Regions from separate parts of the Homo sapiens genome. Here region 2 is linked to region 1. Evidence: chromatin loops called from intact Hi-C (ENCODE). Cell type or tissue: IMR-90. All regions are shown on one strand.

Region 1 (5,000 bases):
TCCAAACTAAAGACAAATTGCTGCATCTTGCGTCTCCATCTCCTACCACAAAGAAAGGCCACCACTTGTCAGCTTCCTTGAGCTCTGGAGGTAATACATTTCATGCCTGGTAATATTTCTACAGCCCATGTATCAGGTGATATGGGAAGCTTCCAGCTTTGAGTGGGGCCTTGAGCAGGAAAAGGTGTCAAAGCAGGACCAGGCCACAGTGCAATCAGCCCTGTCACTTGGTCCATATGATTCAACAGGCCCCATGGTAAGAGGTGTCATGTGGTGGGAAAATATGTAGTAAAGAGTGTTTGGCAAGCTCAAGTGAAAGAATCACAACTCAGACCCCTGAGATTATGGAGCAAAACCATGCCATCAACATCAAATTATGTGCACTTTGAAAAACAGCTCTTATTTTTGGTGTGTTTGGGTCCTAGAAGTGATGGAACAATTGACCACGAGAGACCAAATGACCATCTGGAAATGCTTATTATGCACTGAATTCTGTAGGATCCACTAAACCATAAAGCCACATGATGCTTACTCATGCCTTCCAGTCCTGCTAGTAGCAGTCCATTGCAAGAGAGTGCTGATATATGTGGGATTAGACCTGAACAGGGCTGGAAGGCTTGAGTAAGTTTCATGAGTAGGAAACCAAGACCCCATATCACCAAGCACAGCTATACCAGTCAATGCCCCCAACTCTTGCACTTATGAACATATTTGGGTGGGAATGAGGGAGGGTGGGCCAGAGGGGTCCTGTATGACCAGATAAAAGAAAGAAAGAAGCCAAAGCTTGGTTTATGGATGGATTGGCTCAGTATATGGATGAAAACCAAAAAATAGACAGTGGCTTCATTACAACCACATTCAGGGAAAGAGAGTAAAGAGGAAATCTTCCCAATGGCAGATCTATGAGCAGTATAACTGGTCATCCACTTTGGATAGAAGGAGAAATGACCCAAGGTGAAAATATATATAAATTCCTAGGAAATGGCCAATGGCCTAGTTGTGCAGGCGGGGAACTGGAAGGAAAAGGACTGGAAGATCAGAGACAAGGAGTCTGAGGAAAAGCCATGTGGGTAGACAAATGGGTGAATGTATAAAGTGTCAAGACTTGTGTCTTACATGTGGATACCCACCAGAAAGCATCTACCATGGAAAAAGCACTGAACAACCAAGTAAAATGAGATGACTCAGCCTCTTGACATTAACTAGTCTTTGTCATTGGTCACCCAGAGCAGGCATGATGAACACATGAACAGGCTGGACATGGTGGCAGAAATGGAGGCTATGTGTGAGCCTGACAGCATGAACCTCACTTACCAATGCCTGTCTACCTACTGTTACCTCTGAACATCCGAAGAAATAAACATTGAATCTTCAATATGGCATATTCCTTGAGGGAATCAACCAGCCACTTAGTAGCAAGTTGACCACATGGAACCCTTCCATCCTGGAAAGACCAGTCAGCCGTTCATCCTCACAGGGACAGATACCTGTCCTAAGCGTGTGTTTTCCTTTCCTGCCTGCACAGCCTTAGCCAGCACCATTACCAAGGGCTTATGGAGTGCCTCATCCACAGACCTGGAAACCCACACAACAAAGCATCCAACCAAGAGACCTACTTCACCATGAAGGCAGTGTGAGAGTGGGCCTGTGACCCTGGGAACGACAGATCAAATCACATACTGCACCATCCCGAGGTGGCCAGCTTCATAGAATGCTGAAACAGCCTACTCCAGCTAGGTAACAAAAGTTATTTGTCATTTTTATCATTCAAATGGCATATTTCACCATGGGGATGCGAGAAGCAGAAAATCCTGATGTGCAGAGAGAAATGAATGAAGTAATTACATAGAAGGAAGCAGATGCAGCAGACTGAGAGAGATTGAGTACCGACAGATCTCAGGTGTCCAGTTACCCACAGCCCACAAGACACCTCTGTTTTCTTTTTCTTCTTCAAGTTCTGGGATACATGTGCAGAATGTGCAGGTTTTTTATGTAGGCATAATGTGCCATGGTGGTTTGCTGTACCCATCAACCCGTCATCTAGGTTTTAAGCCCCACATGCATTATTTGTCCTAATGCTCTCCCTCCCCTTGCCCCCCACCCCCCAAAAGGCCCCGGACACCTCTATTTTCTAATAATTAATCTACCCCCCTTTTTCATAAGCAAGCTTGATTTGGTTCCTGTTATCTGCAACTAAAAGATCTTATCTGATACAATACATTTCAAAGAGGCAAACTTCTGCCTTCACCTGATGAACTTTCCAATAAATAATACAGTTGTTCCAAAATGGAAAACGCTTCTCTTATCATTTTGAGGTTTAGACAGCCCTTCATCACTGTGTAGAAGAAATTCTGTCTATTATAAATAGTTGAACTAGATAAACTGAAGGTCCCTTGCTAGTTTGAGATCCTCTGACAAATATCAGGAAAGCCATGATATGGAAAATAGAATAGTTTCACTCTTTTGGGAAATAAAAAATAATGAGTCTCCAAGTGCTCGATAACATTCCAAGAAAGGATGTGTGAGAGTGTATTACATTGCAGGGGGAAAACTGACAGATTCTAGATTTAGCGTTTGTTGGAAAACTGGAACCAAAGTTTACAATGATTTCTCTTTTATTAAATTAATACACACAAAAAGCCTAGAAGCTCAGTATTTGGGATGCATAAAATATAAAAATAAAATATTAAATGAAGTAGCTTTTAAATGTATGTTTTTATTTACTGGCTGAAATGAAAATTGAAAAAGATTGCACAAAATTTTTTGGCAAAATGCTGTAGTATGCTTTCTCTTGATATCACTGCCAACAATGCCCTCTAGTGGTAAACCAAGTAGGCACTGACTAATGGGGGGAAAATGAAACAAGCAAGCCTGCTAAACACATTGGTAAGATTTTCATGAAAATACGAACTTTTAGTGCAGAAGGACCTGCGGCAGGCCTACTTCAGCTGCCTCCCGAGCCAGGTTTCCCTTGGTGGGTGACCGTGTCCCTTGATGAGTGACTGTGCGCTCACTCGGGCACCAAGGAGAAGCAGGACCATCGGGTAGCCTATGTGAATCCAACAGCAATGGCCAGATCAAGGGGTCCAATCCAGTCTTAAGGGCCAACAATCCAGGATTCTCTCCGTCAACCAAGGCCTATCTGGGAAGAAGTGCAAGAGCAACTAGAAAAGAAAAAGAAAAAGGCGCCAAGGCTTTGTATGAATTTGAAGAAAAAACTAGAAAAACACAGGAAGAAATTGTTAAGTGAAAGTAAGAGCTTATCCAAAAAAAGAGAAAAAAAAAGAAAAAGAATAAATCTGGTAGGTATTCATCGTCTTCATCATGCTCTGATTCTTCCAGCAGTTCTTCTGATTCTGAGGATGAGGATAAGAAACATGGAAAAGGGAGAAAGAAAAAGAACCATTCACATAAATCTTCTGAAAGCTCCATGTCAGAAACTGAATCAGACAGTAAGGATAGAAAGACAATAAGGAAGAAAGACTTCTTTTTAAAGAAAAAGAAGGACCCAACTGAGAAAGAAAAAGGCTATTAAACGACTCAGCAAAAAGAAACCCATATTCTGAAGATAAATCTTTATCACCTGAGTCCTTGTCAGAATCAGAGTATATTGAGGAGATAAGAGCAAAAAAGAAGAAAAGCAGTGAAGAATGAGAAAAAACAACACAAAAAAAGGAAAAAGGAGCATGAGAAAAACAGTAAGAAGAGAAAGAAGGCTGCTAGTTCAAGTCCTGACTCATCATAATATTAAGAAAAATCAGGATTCCCTTATAGAGAAAGTACAATGTCTAAGGAAATTTCAACTGTGAAAATTACAACATATTTACTATAATGCATGAATTTTCTTGTTTTTAGAATTATCCTTGGACTGGCCAGACGCAGTGGCTCACGCCTGTAATCCCAGCACTTTGGGAGGCCAAGGCGTGTGAATCACCTGAAGTCAAGAGTTTGAGACCAGCCTGACCAACAGGGTGAAACCCCGTCTCTACTAAAAATACAAAAATTAGCTGGGCCTGGTGGCTGGTGCCTGTAATCCCAGCTAGTTGGAAGGCTGAGGCAGGAGAATCACTTGAACCCGGGAGGCAGAGGTTGCAGTGAACTGAGATGGTGCCACTGCACTCCAGACTGGGCAAAAGAGCAAGACTCCATCTCAAAAAAAAAAAAAGAATTATCCCCAGACTACCCAGTAGCTATTCAAATGCCGCTGTGTGCAAGGGCCGTAAATGTTGCCTGCTGCTTATCTATTCTTTTCTCTTCCAGTGCTTGATAACTCTGGGAGATAATACATTGCAGTAGCACTAGTGGTTACAATATTTGGGAATAAAATTAATATTTTTGACTAGAAGTGTACAATGATAAATCAACAGAAATCCAACTTGAATACATCTTTAAGGTGGAATCAGAAACGGCCAGATGTTAAAAATTTTAAAGTAGTTAAAATTTTTGAAGTAAGGATTACATTGACATTTCAAAATCCGTACTCTGTAGATCAGTGTATTTTAATTTTTTCCCCGTGTAGACTTTTATTTACCTGGGAAAGGTGCTTTTTAGGATGCAGGGAGGAGGTGCTTTGCTGTCTCTTTAAGCTAGGAGAACAACATGCCTTTGATCCTCACACTTCCTGTATTTGAGGAAAGAGTAGCCAGGCTTTATGGAGAGGTCAGAGCTGGGTGCCAGGAGTCTTGCCTTTTACTGAGCTTAGGGACATCCTTGGATTTTGTCATACGCTTCTTTGAATGAACCAGAGAAACAGCCCTTTTGCAGCATGAGAAAGCCCCAAAACCCCTGGGATTTACCTCCACTTCAATAATACTGAATATTTTTTAGCATTAGAATATGCTGGGTCATTTGAATTAATTTTGATGACACTTTGGCTTTGGAGAGAAATGGTTTCAAATAGACACTGGTACACTGGTACTTTTTGAACTTGAAAACTAAATATTCTAAAGTGCATGTTTCATACCATAAAGTTTTAATTAGTCAGGAAAATTCCATGTAAC
Region 2 (5,000 bases), 650 kb before region 1:
CTTCCTGCCTGAAGAAATTTCTTTAACATTTCTTATAGTTCAGGTCTGTGGTGAATTCATTCAACTTTATTTCACCATGGTTTTTGAAAGATAATGATGATCTTCACAGCCAGATATGAGATTCATTTTTGAATGCATGTGCCCATTTTAATGAAGTGAGTTTTCTTTCCACTGATTTTGTGGCCTCAAACAGTTAGTAGTCAGTCTCCCACTATGGATCTAAAACAGACATGGCTGGGCATGTAAATACATTTTCCTTTGATGAAGCTTTAGTAGATTTTGCTTCATTCCTACTGGTCCTTATAAAGAAATAAAATTCTACCTCTTAACAACTATTAAAAGCACTATATAATTGGACTATAATCCCAAACCACAGATGTGTTAGAGTTAGAAAGCATCCTGGAATTGTGTGGCCCAATCCCTGCCCACCTCTGCACATGCAGCTTACATGAAGCTGAGATAATCATGTTAAGAATTAAGTTCATTTGCCACATGTACATAACAGAAGACACATTTTATGTACAAAGGTCATGTTCTTTGCCTTAGGTTATTTGTTCATATCAGTGAATATAGATTCAGTGTTTTGGGATAGAGAAGGCATAAAAAGGAGGGAGCTGCTCATTAACTTATTTTTTATTTTTACTTATTTTTATTTATTTTTTGAGACAGGGTCTCACTCTTGTCACCCAGACTGGAGTGCAGTGGTGCAATCTCTGCTCACTGCAACCTCTGCCTCCCGGGTTCCAGCAATTCTCCTGCCTCAGCCTCCCAAGTAGCTGAGATTACAGATGCACGCCGCCACGCCAGTCTAATCTTTTGTATTTTAGTACAGACGGGATTTCACCATGTTGCCCAGGCAGGTCTAGAACTCCTGAGCTCAGGCAATCCATCTGCCTCGGCCTCCCAAGGTGCTGGGATTACAGGTGTGAGACACCGTGCCTGGCTGCACATCAACTTCTACAGGAACATGTCCCCTTAGCCTTAGTTGACAAGGTCAAGGGTTTGTCTGTCTTTGTAATCATAGCAACTAGCAGAATTTCCAACACACAGTAAGTACTCAATAAATGTTTTCATTGTTAGATGATGAATAGCATTAACTATTATCCCTGTTAAGAGACTAATGCTGAATTTGAAAAAAAAAATCTACAGAGTGAAAACACTGTTTATATAAGTTATAAATAATTTGGGAAGGGGACAGTGAAAAAACTCCTTTTCTGAAATTTAAAAATAGAACCATAATAACTATGTCATTGTCTTTCATGAGCGATCTCTATGTAAAAGCATTGATCTCTGTGTAGGAGAATAAAGCAAATACAACAGAGCCATCCATGTGACCATCAAAAACCACAAAAGACATGGTAGGAAATACCCCTGACGTGTAAGACTCCTTCAAAAAAAAAAAAAAAAAAAAAAAAAGCAGTGTATCTTCTGGGCCTGTTTCAGAAAAAAAGAAAAAGAAAATACACATTAAAAAAAAAAAAAGGCAGTAAATACTAACCGGGAGGGGTGACCTAGGAGTAAGCATGAAGTGATACTATTCAGAACTGGAAGAAATTTTAGGTATCATCATGGCCAGCCTCTTTATTTTACAGATCATGCTAATTTTCTGCTACTTATTGTGTGGCCTTGAAAAATCATGTCATGAGCAGGCTAGCTGAAAACATAGAAAGAGCTGTGGGGAAAATAAACCAGGTTGTAGCCTAATTTCTGCTGCAGTAAGTAGCTACAATAAGTAGCAGAAAATTAGGCCTACAATCTGGTTTATTTTCCTCACAGCTCTTTCTATGCTTTCATCTAGCCTGCTCCAAATGTTTTCTTTTCAATACGGGGGATCAAATAAACATACAGACTTGGGATGAAGATCTAGAACAAAAGAAAAACAAGAAGGTAACTAATTATGTATACCAATAATTTTTCTTAAAGTAAATTAAAATCAGAATATTAATATTCCTATCAGAACTTCCCCCCCAAATTTGACAGTCTCCCAAGCACCAGAGTTTCTTAGTAGAGAGAGACTTTTTTTTAGTGATAGTTAGTGGCATGAAAACAAATCCTAAACTTTAAACAGATGGGAATTTTGGGGCTAATGACAGCTAATATTAACAGTGTCGCAAGATCAGGTTCTGATTTTGTAAAGATTGAAAGAGCATAACTTCAGGTAGCTCTCGATACAGTAGAGCCAAATCGGAGTCCTCCTGCAGAGGGCATAGGATGACCAGGCGCTGAGGAGAGCCCACACTGCGGTGCAGTGTGTAATCCTGGGAGAGACCCTCTTTAATCCTGCTCTGTTAGAAAACTGGAGAATGCCATAGCAGTTTGAGCAGAAGGAATGATTTTCTCCACACGGGCAAACTTTCCAGCTCTTTCTACAGTCTCTGCACTGCAAGCTGGTTTAGAGAATGTTGAGCTTTTTCTAAATAAATGGTAAATGGAGGTTGAGGAAACACTATTGGGAATGCATTTTCTCTGAGTTATGATGAACAGAACAAATCAGGAAAAGAATCATTACGAAGTACTTTGAGCCACTCAGTCTTTGAGAATTTGCTTTGATGACATTGTAAGGTGAAGAAAGGCAGCTAAGCTAATTTTTGTTTGGACAAAAAAATGTGTTTATTCTGTTTATCTTAAATGAGAGATATTATGCTTTATGGATTTTTGAAAAAAAATTAAATAAGAAGGAGCTGTGGCCATGGAAGAGAGATGGAGGTAAGCAGATGCAGCAGATGGAGTGTGCGTGTTGAGGAATGTAGCTCCAGGCAAGAGAGAGGAAATGGAGGCAAAGGACACCTGGGCTTTGGAAATGGACCTGCAGCTTCACATGGGCGGATCAAAGGCTGGCCACAGGTTACGTAGCCCAAGTATCTGGGACAGAGATGGAATTGCTGCCTTAGGAATGAGAAGTGATTCTGAATTGAGTCCACTGGAGAAATACACATACCACATATCTCCAGCATGAGTGTTCATGCGCTGGAATCCATGGTATGCATGAAAGTAGATGACAGGTGAGAAGTCATAGTTCTGAAAGCTTCAATACCTCATTCCCCAAATGGGAAAAGGCCATGGAGCCGTATGTTAAGACCTTCTGCAAATAGGCAGTCTTCTTCCAAGTAGATCCGAGTGCATACTCATGAAGCGTATACTAAGCACTGGCGAACAAACAGAGGAAGGACATGTTAGAAGGGACCAGGTCACATCAGTGTGTCCTTGTCTCTATTCCTGCTTCTCCCTCTCAGCCTCCCCTAGCACCAGTGCTGTTGCCAGGAGACCGAAGTCTAGGAGACAGAAGAGGAGGCCACCAGGAATGGAGAATGGATAGGCTGCGGAGCCAGTGAGAACAGATTCGTGTTCCTGTTGTCTCACTTGTGAGTAATTTGACTTGGGCAAAGAGTTTTTGTCTTCTTATATGCAAGATGGGACTCATACATTCGCCTTTTCATTGAATTCAAATTTTCTGAAGGCATATTATATGCCAGGGCCTGTAATAGGTTCTAGGAATTGAGCAGTGAACAAAACAAACATGGTCCCTGCCCTTGTGCTGCTTACAGATAGGTATCAAATAACCAGAAAAATCACTGTATAATTACATAACTGTGTGACAGAAAGCAAAGAATGCTATTAGCATTTAATAGGTGAACCTAATCTGGTGGGAAGGGAAGGGAGGTTGTTAGGTAAGACTTTTTTTTTTTTTTTTTTTTTTTAAGACAGAGTCTTGCTCTGTCGCCAGGCTGGAGTGCAGTGGTGCAATCTCAGCTCACTGCAACCTCCACCTCCTGGGTTCAAGTGATTCTCCTGCCTCAGCCTCCTGAGTAGCTGGGACTACAGGTGCCTGCCACCACGCCTGGCTAATTTTTGAATTTTTGTACAAAAATGATGATCTCGATCGCTTGACCTCGTGATCCACCTGCCTCGGCCTCCCACAGTGCTGGGATTACAGGAGTTAGCCACTGTGTCCGGCCCAGGTAAGACTTTTTAGCTAAAACCAGTAGGACAGGCTGACGATTGGAGACACAGAGGCCTCTCCATGCAGGATCAGTCCTTAAGAGCAACAGGCAGCCCGATGTGCAAGAGCACCCTGCCACCATGAAAGAAGCCTGAGGGGAGGAGGCCAGTCCAGCTACACAGTGGGGACACTGGATCCCCACACTAGGGAGCTGTGTTCGGAGTTATTGACCTTCTTCCATCTGTTACCTCTTCATTGTTCTCTGTTTCCCTGGCTGCCCATACTGTGGACAATGCTTAGTAAAAAACTTTGAAGAAATTGAATTGACTGACAAATTTAAGTTGCAGCCATGTTTGTTATTTCTGTTCTTCATCTGCGTGATTTTCAAACCTTTCTGTATTCATTGTCCTTAATACATATCAGAGAATTGTGGAGTGCTAGTGCTGGAAAAGACAGAAATGAACTCACCTTAGCTCTTTATTTTACAAAAGTAGGAACTAAGGCCCAGAGAGACTCAGTGCCTTGCCCAGTGTTTGATGGCTATTATGGAATAAAGATGATTTGGAACTGCTGGGCCTCCAGACTCCTTTCTACTTTCTAATTTACTATTTGCTTTCTCTTAAAGTGCCTGATAGAGTCAGGAAATGGGGAGTTTAAACAAACATGAAGTCAACCTATTGGAAACTACTTCCAATAAAAATCTATCAGAAATGAAGCAACTCTGGCAATAAAGGGTATGCCAGAAGCTAAATGAAACAGGCATATATCTCTCCACAACACTCAAACTTAAATATTATAAATATTATATTTATTTTTTTCTTAATTAAATACAATATCAGTTAATTTTTGGCACTTTCCCTATTCTTCTTATGTCCTTATCTTTGGATGGCATAAGAACCCCTGAGCTAATATAATTCAGGGACAAAGGCAAGGGGTCTGGTTCTCAGCCCCTGTTGAGGGAGAAGCATTCAAAGGTAGCTGACTAAGCCAGCAGCTCTGCTCCCCTTCCTTCACACACAAACGAATGCACATACACATGCATGCATACACACACATACTC

What was found. A loop is a pair of places that touch in the nucleus more often than their neighbours do. Peaks named below come from ENCODE experiments on the same cell type or tissue, not always from the same donor. Only the 100,000 strongest peaks of a DNase experiment are listed, where the experiment ranks them.
Region 2: it touches region 1 in a loop (5-fold over the local background); 16 of 110 quality-filtered maps call a loop at or near these places.

Annotation. Positions count from the first base shown.
Region 1 is chr12:25,434,327-25,439,326 of GRCh38, reverse strand. It overlaps the pseudogene FAM133GP. Among named protein-coding and RNA genes, the nearest start is that of LMNTD1, 120 kb to the left of the region's middle. In IMR-90, a CTCF peak has its summit at 2,818 (motif pointing left); DNase peaks (open chromatin) are centred at 516 and 2,816; H3K4me3 peaks cover 251 bases; H3K27ac peaks cover 487 bases.
Region 2 is chr12:26,089,241-26,094,240 of GRCh38, reverse strand. No RefSeq gene overlaps it. Among named protein-coding and RNA genes, the nearest start is that of BHLHE41, 33 kb to the left of the region's middle. In IMR-90, a CTCF peak has its summit at 2,218 (motif pointing right); no DNase peak of the experiment used is centred here.